Regions from separate parts of the Homo sapiens genome. Here region 2 is linked to region 1. The links are chromatin loops, found by intact Hi-C in ENCODE. Cell type or tissue: left ventricle myocardium inferior. All regions are shown on one strand. Each heading gives the region's core, and the rest is flanking DNA. Links, peaks and the distances in the headings are about the cores only.

Region 1 (7,404 bases), core at 1,707-5,706:
GCTGAGCCCAGACATCATGAAACATTGCAGGCAGTGGCTTGTAGGACCTTATTTCTGACTCTGTAATTAGACACAGTAATGGATTTAGATGCAAAAGCTTTGACCTTGCACATGTTATTTCCTCTAGCTAGAAGGTTCTTTAGCTTATTCTCCATCCTTCCAGATTTTGCAGTGTGATCTACTCTGCAAAGCTTGCCTTTAACCTGAAACCCTACTGCCTGCCAGCAGATCCCATTACTTCTTTTTCTATGATTTGTGCTTATCTGTGAACCCCAATCTTATGCCTGCCTTGGAGCCTTGCACTTTGCACTTGCTTTTTTTTGGTCTGTGATATTCTTCTGAATTTTGTACGTCTGATTCTTTCTCATCACATATAGCTCACTCAAATGTTTGTACCTTAGAGAGGCCTTCGACCATGCTGGATGCAGATCCATTCCTCAACACTTTTCATGACATTATCCTTATAAAACTGTTCAGCACAACATTTGTCACTGTCTGAATTATGTTACTTATAAACATATTTAATGATCACTAATTTATGGCCGTGATTTTGTATGTTTATTTACTAATTGCCTATGACCGTCTCGCATCTTTAAAATATATGCTCCAGGAGGTCTTGCTTCTCTTGTTCACTGCTATATCCCTAGACCCCATAGTAGATGTTCTATAAGTATTTTACAAATGAAGAAATCAATGGCTCCAATATTGTCCCGTACTTAGTGCTATTAAAACTCTTACCACATTTTCTTGCAGTGACTTCATTAGAGATGAGTCTTTTAACAATCCTGAAATCTCTTGAAGGTCAAGTTCTGTGTCATCTTCATGTGTATAATACTAGCAACTTGGTACACAGCCTGGCATATAGTATGTGTTTACTAGGAATCTGCTAAATAAAATAACAACCAGGCTATGTATTCTTTACTTTATTCATATTTTGTTCTGTGGTAATAGGTCTGCTCAAGCTCACAAGCAAGAGACCAAAGAAAGCATCTAAGTCCTTCCAAGGGCTTGGCCTCAGTGGGCACCGTGCAGAGCCACTACCTCAAACTCCATCAACTTCTAGATCCTGTTCTTTTCCCTCCGGCCTTAGCAACTGGCCAGCATCTCCCATTTCCTCATCCTTCTACTTTATAAAAAGTTGATGTACATTTCTTTGTTCCCTTACTTGACTTTCTTATGTTCAAGAAGGTGGCCTTCAAAAAGATGCACCACAGTTTCATGGAACTTATTTTCAATGCAATTAAATAGCAAGAATTAGTGTTCAAAATATATAGACTCTTTGAAATCAACATTTAAAAAAATCAAAAATTCAAAGAAGAAAAAAAAGATGTAAGTATTGATAAAACATTCTTGGAAGAAGAAACCTAAGTGACCACAAACTCGGTAGTAATTGAGAAAAATGCAAATTATCCATATGACCCAGCAATCTCTCTGCTGGACATATCCCCAAAAGACATGCAATAAGAACCTCAAAAATATATCTGTGCTGTCATGTTCATTGGAGGACTATTCATATTAGGCAAAATATGGAAACAACCAAAGTGTCCACATACATATGTATACAAAGGAACATTATCCAGCATTAAAAAAGAAGATCCTGACATTTATGAATGAATCTGGAAGACGACATGCTAAGGGAAAAAAGCTAGACCCAGATAAAAATACTGCATGATTTCACTTATATGTGGAGTCTAAAGAAAAAGTTGAATACATGGAAACAGAGACTAGAACAGCAATTACTAGGGTAGGGGAGGGGAGGAAAATGAGAGGATATAGATTTAAGGGTACAAATTTGCAGTTACATAGAATGAGTAAGTCTAGAGTATGTAGGATGAATAAGTCTAGAGATCTAATGTACAGCATGAAAACTATAGTTAATAATACTGTATTGCATACTGAAAATTTGTTAATAGATTTTAGGTGCTCTCACCACACATATACACATAAAAATGGGTAACTATGGAAGGTTATGGATATGTTGTGGATATGTTAGTTTGCTTGACTGTAGTAATCATTTCAGTATATATATATATAAACATTATGTATTAAATATATACAAATTCATTTAAAAAACAATCAAAGAATACCCATTAAATATTTGATTAGTACAAAAGAATCAGTAATAACCCTTCAAACAACATCAATTAGGCAAACACCACCAAGTGTTGACAAAATGTGGAGCATTAAGAAATCTCATGCACTGTTGGTACGAGTGTAAATTGGTACCACCAGTTGCAGACCAATTTGGCAACATCCAGAAGATGAACATACCTTTTGGCTCGACACTCTCCATACTGGCAAAACAGTAGTACAAGGGTACAAGGAGATAGGTGTGAGAATGTTAAATGTAGCACAGTGTTTAATAACACATGCATAAATTCTAGTGTTTCTAATCTAACACAACAAAACTAAAGGGCTAGATCTACATGTAGCAACATGCATATGTCTCAAGAACACATGCTGAAATAAGAAAGAAGGATTCATAAAGCATGACAACAATTACATGAAAGTTGAGATGTATCAACAAATGATAGAGAGATGGTCCTTAAAATGGTAAAAGCTAAATTTAGAATAATGGTTATTTTAGGTTGCAAAGAGGAAGATGGATTCTGACATGGGTATAGAGAGGATAACCATTTTATTTGTGATATTTTAGCATTTAGCTTATTAGTTAAGTATGTATGTGTCTATTATATTTTTATGTATTTAATACATAAATATGCCCTAAATATTTTATTAAAATTAATTGTACCCAATATCCTTTGTACGTATTGATGACTGCACAAGCCATATCCTGCCACACTCTCTTTCTACAACCCAGAGCCCCTGGCAGTCATGAGCTTTCAGAGCCAAGGCTTTGACACAAGTGTTAGTCCCGGAAGAATCAGGGGAACATCACACTCTAGGGACTGTTGTGGGGTCGGGGGAAGGGGGAGGGATAGCTTTAGGAGATATACCTAATGCTAAATGACGAGTTAATGGGTGCAGCACACCAGCATGGCACGTGTATACATATCTAACTAACCTGCACACTGTGCACATGTACCCTAAAACTTAAAGTATAATAATAATAAAATAAAATAATCCAGAAAAACTTTCAAAAAAAATCCAGAAAACCAAAAAGTCTCTGAAAAGAAGCCAAATCCCTTCACAACTATTTACCCAGTGGGTGTTTGTACACAAACTACCTGATACACTCCTATATCCTATGTCACCAGCACTAACCTAGAACACTAAAATCACTTCCCATCTCCAGTCATAGTTTCTGCCTCTGATGTAGTCCCAGCTCTCCTGTTTGAGTTTCTGTAACTAGACACTAGCTCTTACCCTCTGTACCCCACTAGAAAGAGCTCTCTGACTACTCAGTTGCCCTATAACTCAGTTCTCTTGGGGTTCGATTACCTGATTTATTTCTTGTGATTTTCTCCTAACTTCTGCTTCATTGCTGATATCTGTGTTTTCCAAACTGGATTGCTCATCATAATCACTACTGACCCTTTAAAACACGCACATCTCGGGCCGAGCATGGTGGCTCATGCCTGTAATCCCAGCACTTCGGGGGGCCAAGGCGGGTGGATCGCCTGAGGCCAGGAGTTCGAGACCAGCCTGACCAATATGGTGAAACCCCGTCTCTACTAAAAATACAAAAATTAGTGGTGATGTGCGCCTGTAGTCCTAGCTACTTGGGAGGCTGAGGCAGGAGGATCGCTTGAACCTGGGAGGTGGAGGTTGCAGTGAACAGAGATCACACCACTACACTGTAGCCTGGGTGACAGAGCAACACTCCATCTCAAAAAAACAAAAACAAAAAAAAAAAAAAAAAAGAACCCGCAGATCTCTGTGCCTCTTCCCAGACCTTTTGAATCAGAAAAAGTCCTAAAGGATTCCGACGGTCAGCCAGATTTTCCAAACACTGACCTTGACCATGCTTCCCCTTGATTCTCTCCCTGCACCTCCTACCCAGACACTTAAGCCCCTTACTAAGTGCTATCTGGATGTGCTCCCTACAGCTGTGCCCTGGCTCTCCTTTCTCCTATTCCTCCTTAGCTTCAGGGATGGAAAGGGCAGAGAGTGCACCTTAGGAAGTGAGGTTTCCTCTGCAGTAACACCAATTCATTTGCATTCATTGTAAGAATTTGCCCGAGAAAGTACAGCCTTCCTCTTAATTTATACTGATAATTATTACTATTATTTGTAATACCGTGCTTGAAAAGGCACTTGAGAAAATACGAACTTACGAGCTAATTTTTTTTTAATAATCTTATTTTGAATAACTTGATTTATAGAAAAGTTGCAAAGATAGTAGTACAAAGATTATCTGTTCCAATGACGTCAAACTCCATTTCACCAATGAGCTATAAACTAGAAAGAACCTAATGCCTTGTAGGAACTCGGGCTATAGCTACTGAGCACTATTGTATTTTAGAGTATTCTATAGGCCAAGGCAGTCTGACTAACCTGTCTCTATGGATAATTTATAACGCAGTAGAAGCCACAGTTACCTCTGAACTGTGGCTCAGAGAGTGGTGGGAAACTGTATAAGAAAAGTAAGCTTTATCAAGCAATAGGGTCAGCCTGAATCAAAGCCCAGTACAGCAGTTTTTAATATATAGTTAATGAAGACACCTGGGGTACTCCCTAGAAAGCAGAATCATGAACCCAAGGGCAAATAAACTAAAATCTCTAAGGATAGAACCTGGGTCTCTGCATTCATAACGAGCTACCCAGGGATTTTTATTCACAGTAAAATCCGAAAACCAGTGGGGCAGAGAATATGCTCTGGCAAGCTGAAATAAATGTTGGCTATTATTTCTGGAATTTGCATAACCACGTCTCCTGTTTTCATTCGACCAGTTCACAAAGCAAATTATCTTTCTGGCTATATTTTTCCTGAATTCCATCAGTAGGTTGCCTCTGTGGGGAACAGGACTTTCTATGCTCCAACATTATTAATATCATTATTAATATTTAACATGGCACTAAGAGCTTATGATGTGCCAGCTCTGTCCTAAATACTATATAAGTTATCTCATTTAAAATTAACAACACTCCTTTATAGCAAGTATTATTATTATTCACATATTACAGACAGGGAACTGAGGTTAAGAGATTGTGCAAAATTGCACAGTAAGTAAACATTAGGGCAGGGATTTAATCTCACGTCACTCTGACCTCAAAATCCATGTTCTTACTTCTACTCCAACACCATTCCTCCTCTAAACCAGCAGTTTAAAATTTTTTTAAGAAAAGTGGGGGCAAGGCATGGTGGCTCACGCCTGTAATCCCAGCACTTTGGGAGGCCAAGGTGGGCAAATCACCTGAGGTCAGGAATTCGAGACCAGCCTGGCTGACATGGTGAAACCCCATCTCTACTAAAAATACAAACAATTAGCCAGGTGTGGTGGCATGCACCTGTAATCCCAGATACTTGGGAGGCTGAGACAGGAGAATCTCTTGAACCCAGGAGGTGGAGGCTGCAGTGAGCTGAGACTGTGCCTCTGCACTCCAGCCTGGGTGACGGAGTGAGACTCTGTCTCAAAAAAATACAAATAAAAATGGGTTAGAGTCCCAAAGAACCTCACAGTGTGTTCCTCTAATTATAATTTTCAAATAGTGATGCAAAGAAAGCCAATGGCAGGGAGTCCTGCACCTTGGAGACAGGACCACTCTACCATGATGGGAAGACATTCTTGGACACATAGACCACACATTCTTCCTGTTCTTGTGCTGTGAAGAAAAAGAAGACCATTTCTATTCCCAAAGAAAAAGAAAGGGTAAAAATGAGTGAAAAAGTTTGCTTTAAACAACAGACTTTCTGGAGATCCCCAGAGATTAGGAAATTCCATAGTAGCTGATAACATTAATTACAGAACAGATGCATGTCTTTAGTAGAAGATGAGAAAGAAAACAGAATAGAGGACCAGAACTTATTCTTAGGACTCGTGGTAGAAGAATAAACATGCATCTAAATGGATTAACAAGAAGGGAAAGGCAGTACCGGGGACATGGAAAGCAGGGGGTAACAATTAAAATAGCAATTTCATTTGGTGGAATAACTTCTTATAACAACTGGAAAGCATAAGCAACTTGGAAGGAGTAAAACAATTTCATGGATATGGATTCCTCTGGGATGCAACTGTTTTTCTCAGCCTTTTAACTAATTATACATGTCACTGGAGAGATGAAACATCACTTAAAACAAACAAACAAGGAAAAGTGGCCAAAGAATTTGGTTAGTGCAAGTTAAAGCTAATTTCCCTTCAATCAGACGTTGACATAGAAAGTAGTTAGCTTTGGGGCTTGTCAAATTTAACAAAAATGGCCCCACTGTCTTTAATTCTTAAAACATTTCACTGCTGACCTTCACAAGAATAAAGTATTTGCTTTACCATTGCAAGGCAAAGTTTCAGCAAATCTCAACATTTATAAAAATGTTTTCTAAGTATATGTAGATTTTTCTTACTTCCCTATTGCCACCTATCCCTACCTTGATCGATCCTGAATTTGATTGATATGCCCCAACTTTAAGTTGACTGATATCAACTTGAAGCAAAAATTAATGCAATTGTTAGAGTATTATCCAAGATTAGTTTCACTCATATTTTTGTGTCTAACCACCAGTCTCATCATATCTTTCAAGAACGCACACAAAAGTAGGAAATGATTATTTTTGGATTTTGCTTCCAATTCCTCAAATAAGATTAGAGCAGATTACATAGCATTTCAAACACATTTTAGAAATGAGAAATAGTAAAATCCTACTGTCTCTCCTGTAGAGTTTACACCTGAATTGTCTTGTCTGCTTTTGCAAGGGAATAATATATATCTTGGAATGGGAGATAATATCTACCAGGTAGCATAGAGTCAAATAATGACTCAGACATTATATATGGAAAATAGTACTCTTCATTGTTTTATAAATACTATTGTCAAATAATCCTTAAAATTTAAAAAATAATAAAGATTTTGAAATGAGTCAAGGCCCTTTGAGAGTTAAGGCTCTAATTATTTAAAAGAGATAAAAACGTAATACAGAAATAACAAACAAATATAATTTTTGATTCCTAGATTGTGTCAGGACTGATATTTGAATGAGTAGCGTTTTGAGATTGTGACTTTTGAGTCACAATTTTTGTAGATTAAAAGACTATGAAGTCCAAGATCTATAATAACTCTGCCACAGATCCAGAAGATCTATAAATTGTGATTAAGAGGGAAGGACAAAGAGAAACTTCTCGATAAAAAGTAAAAGCCATGATTCTGTTAATAGCTATAACAAGGCCAATTAAAAAAAAAAATGGGCAAAACCTCTCATGCTTGTTCTTCCCAGTAGATGATCAGAGTGTCATCATAGTCAACTTTTAACAAGATACATGTAAATGAGGTGGAAAAAACATGTTTCAG
Region 2 (7,404 bases), core at 2,091-6,090, 64 kb before region 1:
TTCTGTAGTGCAGATCCTGATTCCAGCTCTTCTGCCCTGGGCAACATTGGGTAAGTTCTTTAATTTCTTTAAAGATCAATTTCTTCATCTGTAGAATTGGAATAATATTCTCTACTTCCTAAGATTGCTGTGAGGATCTAGCACTAAAGCAATAATAGCTAATTTTATTTATTTCTGATGACTAGAAATCGAGATATAAAAAATAAGGTAATTAGCTCTCTACTGCTTGCTTAATTGCTAATGCTTATTTGTGGATCTTGTATGAGCATTAGACGTGTGAAACTATTTTGATTGTTTTGGTCAAAGGTCTAAATCAGTGCTTTTAATTGGCATTCAACTAGCAAATAACAGTGATTTGGCATACCAAGGAGAAATAAATCTTTGTTTTCTCCTAAACTACTTATTCTAAAACTTGACTGGTCATCTGGGGAGTTGTCAGAATTCTGATGCCTTGGCCCCACCCCAGATATTGTGATTTAATTGGCATGGGGTGTGGCCTGGGCTTTGAGATTTTTTTTGGAACTTTCCCATGTGATTCTAATTGCAGCAGAGTTGAAGAACAAAAACTCATTGGCTTTCAACTCTGACCACAAATGATTCACCTGGGAAGCTTTAAAAACAACGAAGCCTGAGCCTCGTGCCCAGAGATTCTGATTTAAATGGTCCAGGGTGAAGTCTGTGCACTTTAAAAGTTCCCCAGTTGATTCTAATATGCAACCAGGCCTGAGAGCCACTGCTTCAAACCTTTGCAATAGGCAAGATGCCTTCTAGGTAGGAGATAAGGGATCTACTCCATAGCAGCCTGCCTCATTCCTCTTCCCTGCTTCCAGGAAAGAGGTTCACAGGATGGCTTGTTGAGCCCTCCATTACATGTTGACCTGGGGTAACCAGCCATAGGCCTGCTCAGTGAAAAAAGCCCTGGGGCATTTAGAACCCCTCAAGGAATGTAGGAAGGATATTTTTAAATGAAGATAATGTACCTTGCAAAAAGAGGCATTGGGAGATCAGCTTCAGTGTTAAGTCACATAATCTATATAGTGTCTGGGGGCTTGCAGGTGGATCAGAATAGAGTTTCCAGATAGCAGGGGATGTCGTAAAGTGATTTAGGAGACTCTCAGGAAATGGACTGATATGGTTTGGCTCTGTGTCCCCACCCAAATATAATCTCCAATTGTAATCCACATGTGTCGAAGGAGGGACATGTACTCTCAGTGTGTGGAGAGAGGGAGGTGTTTGGATCGTGGGAGCAGTTTCCCCCATGCTGTTCTCACAATAGTGAGTGAGTTCTCACAGGACCTGATGGTTTTATAAGTGTCTGGCATCTTCTCTGCTTGCACTTCTTTCTCTCCTGCCCCTTGTGAAGAAGGTGCCTGCTTCCCCTTCCACCATGATTGTAAGTTTCCTGAGGCCTCTCCAGCCATGCGGAACTGTGAGCCAATTAAACCTCTTTCCTTTATAAATTACTCAGTGTCGGGTAGTATATTTATAGCAGTGTGAATACGGATGAATACATGGACCATCCATTCATCCATCCAACAGTGTTTATGTAGTAGTTCCCCTGCAGTAGCTGCCATGACAATGGTGAGCAAAACAGATGCAGTCGTCTTTTTACAACTAAACAATAAAAAATAAAAAATAAAAACCTGCCACTGCTGCAGGAAAACCATTCACCACAATGAGTCTGAACTTCCCACTACCTCCCTCTTTCCATATGAAATTCAAATCTCTGTTGGCCATTCCAGCAACTCGTGGAGAATATCTCCTGCATCCTTCATGTGTGCACACTTCTCAGGGACCCCACTGCTCACCATCCCCATGCCTTCCCCATCCAGGTTCAAGTTAATGCCCTGCCTTTCTTTCCTGCTACTGCCCATGCCTAGGCCCAGATTCTTTATTTATCAAGCTAGTTACCACTCTAGAGACTCTGAGGATGGAAGAATTTGCGGGTTTCATGAGTCAGATAGAACTAATCTTTGCAGATTTTATTGGAAAAACTTGCTCTTATAATAAAGATGTTTTCAGGAAATTCTGGGGATACAGAAAGTTGTGCCCACTGAATGGGTTTGATATATATCTTACCATTTCAAACAGACCTCCTGTTCTCAATGCCCAGGGAAGAGCAATGATGCTGTGTTCTTGACCAGGTGATGGACCTTTCTGTCCTCACTGTTTGCCCCCATCAAAACTGTTTAAAGCCCCCTCCTACAGGGTTAGGTGGGCAGAGTGAGCCAGTTCTAGTAGACTTGGTTTTGAGCTAGAATCAGTTCCTGCCCCAAATCCTAGAGATTTATAGTCTCAGGAATCAGAGAACCCATAGGTCCAGCTTTCAATTTTCTCCCAGGGCTTTATATGCAGCACTCCTTTCTTCCACTTCTTGCCCTCTTTCCCAAAATAGTAGATGAGGGTGACGCTATCAGGAAAGCACTTAGAAGGGATAAGAGCAAGTGATCTTTCCATTGCTGTGATTGGTGACATCACTCACCCTTAATCAGAAGGTCTAAAGCAACTTATAAATCCAGTCCCTTCAATAATTGACCAAAAAGCCTCTCCAAATGCATTATAGAAGTGATGGCAGAAAATTATTATTGATTTCCTATACTCCAGTTTCTTTATCAATAAAATGGGCATGGCAATAATTAATAAAATATTATGCTTCACACAGTATCTAAGTAATATAAATATTACCTATTACTATCAATGTTGACCAGAAGGAAACTATCTTTTCATTTTGTTTTGTTTTGTTTTTTAGCTTTTGGAATGATTACATGATATGCAGCATAGTAAGTAAATACTTGCTATATGACAAGTATTTTTTTCAGCATTTCTATTATCTCATTTAAGCCATACAACAATATATCATACAGGTATTCTTATCACTCCCATTTTATAGTTAAAGGAAATGGTCAAGGTTAATTTAGGTAACCCTATCAATAATGATTCTCTGTGTTAATAAGAATGTTTGGCAGAGCCCAGAGGAAATGAGGGTGGGAGGAAGATGGGTTTTGATGCAGAAAGAATTATCTGGAACAGGAGCAAACAAAACAAAGACAGGCAATGTGGGCGCAGTGGGGCACCCATGGTGTGAGGACGATTGGGTACTTGGTTCTTTGGCAAAGATCTGTTTATAAAATGGCATGTAGTCGGTGCTATAGGAAATGTGTGAAAAACAGGAAGGGGGCAGGAGCAGAGATAAGACTGGGAAGTCAAATAAAGCAATGCATATTGGTAATTTCTCCAACATTTAATCCATGCCATGTACAGACACTTTTTAATAAAATAATGGATGAAGAAATGAATAAGTAATGTCCATAGCCTAAGGCAGCAAGAATGTGACATCTTGCTACTTATCAAGCCTTGAAAATGACTGTCCCTTTTGAGCCCAGTTATCAGTACATTTCAGCTCCACTAAATAGGTGTTTTACACATGGGAAACAGCTGAACAGAGTTCTCTTATCATTTCCATTGAATGCGATTGGGTTGAGGGAGATTGAGCAACACACCAGCACATAGGTGACTACCTTTATGCAATGGAAACTACAAAGCAATAGCATTAAAGTTCCTAGGCCAAAATGACTGAACAGCATAGGAATGGAAAGATTAACAATTTTTTTCTTATTTTCCAAATTGTAAAAGACCAAAAAGACCAGCTCCTTCTATGACTTCTCATTAAAATTAAAGCGTGATGTCGACAGAGGCCTTACTCACTCTGTTTCTAAAGCAAGCACAGTGTTGCTGAGGCAGGAGAACCTTGCTGTCCTGAATGCTACCCAGCACACGCTGCCTAGGATGAGGATCTGGGCACAGAAGCTAATGGGAATCGCCCCTGCGGAGCACAGATACTAAGCCTGGCATAATCTGTGCCATGCCTGTCACTTCTGGAGCCTGTGAAAGAAACTGGCCAGAGCTGCTACTCTCTCTATTCTAGATATAATTCCACTTTTATCCATAATAAGGTCCATCAGGATTTGGGCAATTTTATTCTCACATGATTTGCAATTCTGATATTTTCCTTGTGATTGGCATAAGATCAGCCAAAAAAAAAAAAAAAGAAAGAAAGAAAGAAAGCCATCACCTTATTTTCATAGCTCTTTGTTCTACTTAGCAAATGCCCTCAGATTCAATAGCTGCTAGTAATTCTGATTTGAATTATTTAGCCCCATGCTGATTTGTGTGCAGGTCTTCTAGTAGAAGGAATGGCTACTTACTATGCCGAATGTGATCCCAGCGTGCATAGCAGCCTGGCCGCTTCAGCAGCCAGAGGAACTGCTTCTTAGGGACTCTTCCGAGGGACTTGCAATTTGCTGAGGCAAAGCAGAGAAAGCTGCATAAACTGAAACCATGCAACACTGAAATGTGCTGTAGATTGGAATCATTTAGAAGTTTACAGCACCAATCTTTTCTCAATCTCCTTCAGAACTGGCGATGGATAAGCAAGGCATGCTCAGATTAGCTTTCAATGAGAAAGCTCTCCTCACTAGACAGTGAGTAGCCCTGCATATTCAATCAACACTGAGCATTGGATCCAGAGGATCCCTGCTCAAACTCCAGTTTGGCCACTTAATAGCTCTGTTATTTTAGGCAGGTTGCTTTACTACAGTTGATTTCAGTTTCCTCATCAGTAGGGTTGCCAAGATAAAAGGGGTGGTAATTTGTAAAGCACCTAAAATTGTATCTGGAGCATGGAAAGTACTCGAGAAATATTGGCTATTATTGATATTATCACAATCTCCTTTTCCCCTATGTATATTGCTACCATAAAAAAGTTTAAAGATAAATATATTTGTGCTATTAATTCCAAATTTCTTCCATGGAAATTTAGTCTAATGCTTTGTCTCACTGTTTTTCTACCATGGATCATCAGCCAGAGCCCAAACAAAATCTATTAAAAGGCTCAACTCTCATTGCTGCCTATTGGAAAAAGGATGATATAGTCTTAGGTAACCCATTCTACAGAGATAAGTTACAACTGCTTGAATGACTGCGACCATACTTGAAGTATTATGTTTAGTTCTTGGGACCATGTATTATAAAGGGGTATAAGTAACCAAAGATATGGATCAAGATGATGAAGGGATGTGATACCATATAACAGAAATGAGCAGAGAATTTCATGTCTAATTAATGAGGAAAGTATGATAGTTACATTCTCATTAATTCTTTCACCTATTCCTTCTTTCCAAAATAATTTATTGAAACAGGGATTCTAATATGGCACAGTTTTTAGCTCAGCAAATTCTCTCCTTCAAAATCAGCTACAAAATTAGAAAAAAGTAAAAACTAAAAAATAAAAACCATTTTCAGGCTTTGGAAATCAACCAAATGCATACACAAAGTCGAGGAGCAGTTATTTAAAACAATACTGAACTTCTGGTGGGAAAATGGGAAGTCTGGCATTCTTGCTGTGGGTAGCTCCCACTTCCTGTCCCCCACTCAATTGACATAATAGTTCTAACAGAGTGGGTCCAGTCTGTGAAAAACAGAAGCTTCACTGAAAAAGAGGATTGACCTGATTTATAGCAAGCAGGAAAAAAACACCCCACACTAAGCAGCATTGTCCGTGTTTATAGGTATCTCTGTCACGAAGGAATGAATGAATGACCAGTCTCTCTGCAAGCCTGAGGTGAGGACCTAGTGTGATCAAGCAATAAAGCAGCAGACCAGCCAGAAACTGAACAAGGAAACCTGGGAGGCAAGACAGCTGGAAGGGGCCTCGGTAAGCTTTCTACCAGTCCTGAGCTGACTGGAAAGCTGTGCACACATTTAAGGTAGACTTAAGATAATCTAAGTTATCCACACATCACTGTCTGACTCCAAGTCTGCATACGTGTGCAAGAGGACGTGCAAAAAATAAAATCTGGAGCCAGCTTAAAAGATGGATGGGTCTGACTGTGCTCCCCAACACATACACAGATCCGTTGGCAGAGGGTAGAGACTTGTTAGATTGAGAGGTTGAGTGCAACCTCTCAAACATCATTGTTTAATTACTAAGCTATGCATAACTGCGTGGCCTTTAAAAATCCATGAATAAAACAAAAACAAAAATTTTCAAAACTTGAGTAGAAACAACAGCAGCCACCTATGAAGGGGAAACAGATGACAAAGACTTAGTCAAAGCAAGTTACCAAAAAACAAAACAAAAGCAGCAAAACCAAATATCATTGGGCAGAGAAGGCATATCAGAATTCAGGGTTAGCACAATGCATTATCTACAATTTTCCAGCTTTCAGTAAGAATTCTGATACAAAGAAAGAAGAAAGTATGACCCTTATTCAAAAGTGAAAGAACAAGCAGTGATTAGAAACTGTCTTTGAGTGGGCCTATAGATTGAACTCAGCAGAAAAAGACTTCAAAGTAGCCATTATAAATATGTTCAAAGGACTAAACAACACTATGCTTAAATAAAGAGAAATATGATTAATTTCAATGAAGCAATAGAAATTATGAAAAGAACCACATAAAAATTCTGGAGTGGAAGAACATAATAACTAAAATAAAATGTTATTAAAGGAACTCAATAGTAGAATTAAAATGTTAGAAGACATAATCAGAAAATTTAAAGATAGATCAATAGAAATTATTTAATCTGAAGAACAGAGAATAAAAAGTAATAACAGATAAAAAATGGAAACTTAAAGGGTGTCAATACATACATTTTAGAAGACTCAGATAAAGGAGGAAGAAGAAAGGCCAGAAAAAGAATATGAAAAAGTAATGGATACAAATTACCCAAATTTGGCTGGGTGTGGTGGCTCACGCCTGCAATCCCAGCACTTTGGGAGGCCGAGGCGGGTGGATCACTTGAGGTCAGGAGTTCGAGACCAGCCTGGCCAACACAGTGAAACCTCGTCTCTACTAAAAATACAAAAATTTGCCAGGTATGATGGCGCACACGTGTGGACCCAGCTACTCAGGAGGCTGAATCAGGAGAACTGCTTGAACCCGGGAGGCAGAGGTTGCAGTGAGCCAAGATGGCGCCACTGCACTCCAGCCTGGGTGACAGAGGGAGACTCCGTCTCAAAACAAACAAACAAAGAACAACAAAAAAAAACTACCCAAATTTGATTAAAAGTAGTAATCTGTAAGACAATGGAACTCAAATTCTAAGTAAGATAGACACATTGTAACCAAAATGTTCACTGCCAAACACAAGTAGAATTTCTCCTTATGTACAGATAAAAAGAATATAAAATTAATGGCAGACTTCTTATCAGAAACAATAGCAGTCAAAACAGTGAAATGACATGCTCGGAGCAATGAAAGCAAAACGATCACACAAAAAAACTGTCAACTATCCAGGAACACTATCCTTCAAAAATGAAAACAAGACATTGCCAGACAATCAAAGCTTGAGAGAGTGCTTTTCTAGCTGAGATGTCATACAGGAAATACTGAAGAGTCATTTAA

What was found. Peaks named below come from ENCODE experiments on the same cell type or tissue, not always from the same donor. Only the 100,000 strongest peaks of a DNase experiment are listed, where the experiment ranks them.
Region 2: it touches region 1 in a loop (4-fold over the local background); 1 of 110 quality-filtered maps calls a loop at or near these places.

Annotation. Positions count from the first base shown.
Region 1 is chr15:86,781,781-86,789,184 of GRCh38, reverse strand. The region is part of intron 22 of AGBL1 (AGBL carboxypeptidase 1); the gene reads right to left. Among named protein-coding and RNA genes, the nearest start is that of AGBL1-AS1, 470 kb to the right of the region's middle. In left ventricle myocardium inferior, for the core only: no CTCF peak of the experiment used is centred there; no DNase peak of the experiment used is centred there.
Region 2 is chr15:86,846,162-86,853,565 of GRCh38, reverse strand. All of the region lies in intron 22 of AGBL1 (AGBL carboxypeptidase 1), which reads right to left. Among named protein-coding and RNA genes, the nearest start is that of AGBL1-AS1, 530 kb to the right of the region's middle. In left ventricle myocardium inferior, for the core only: no CTCF peak of the experiment used is centred there; a DNase peak (open chromatin) is centred at 3,805; H3K4me3 peaks cover 301 bases; H3K27ac peaks cover 2,215 bases.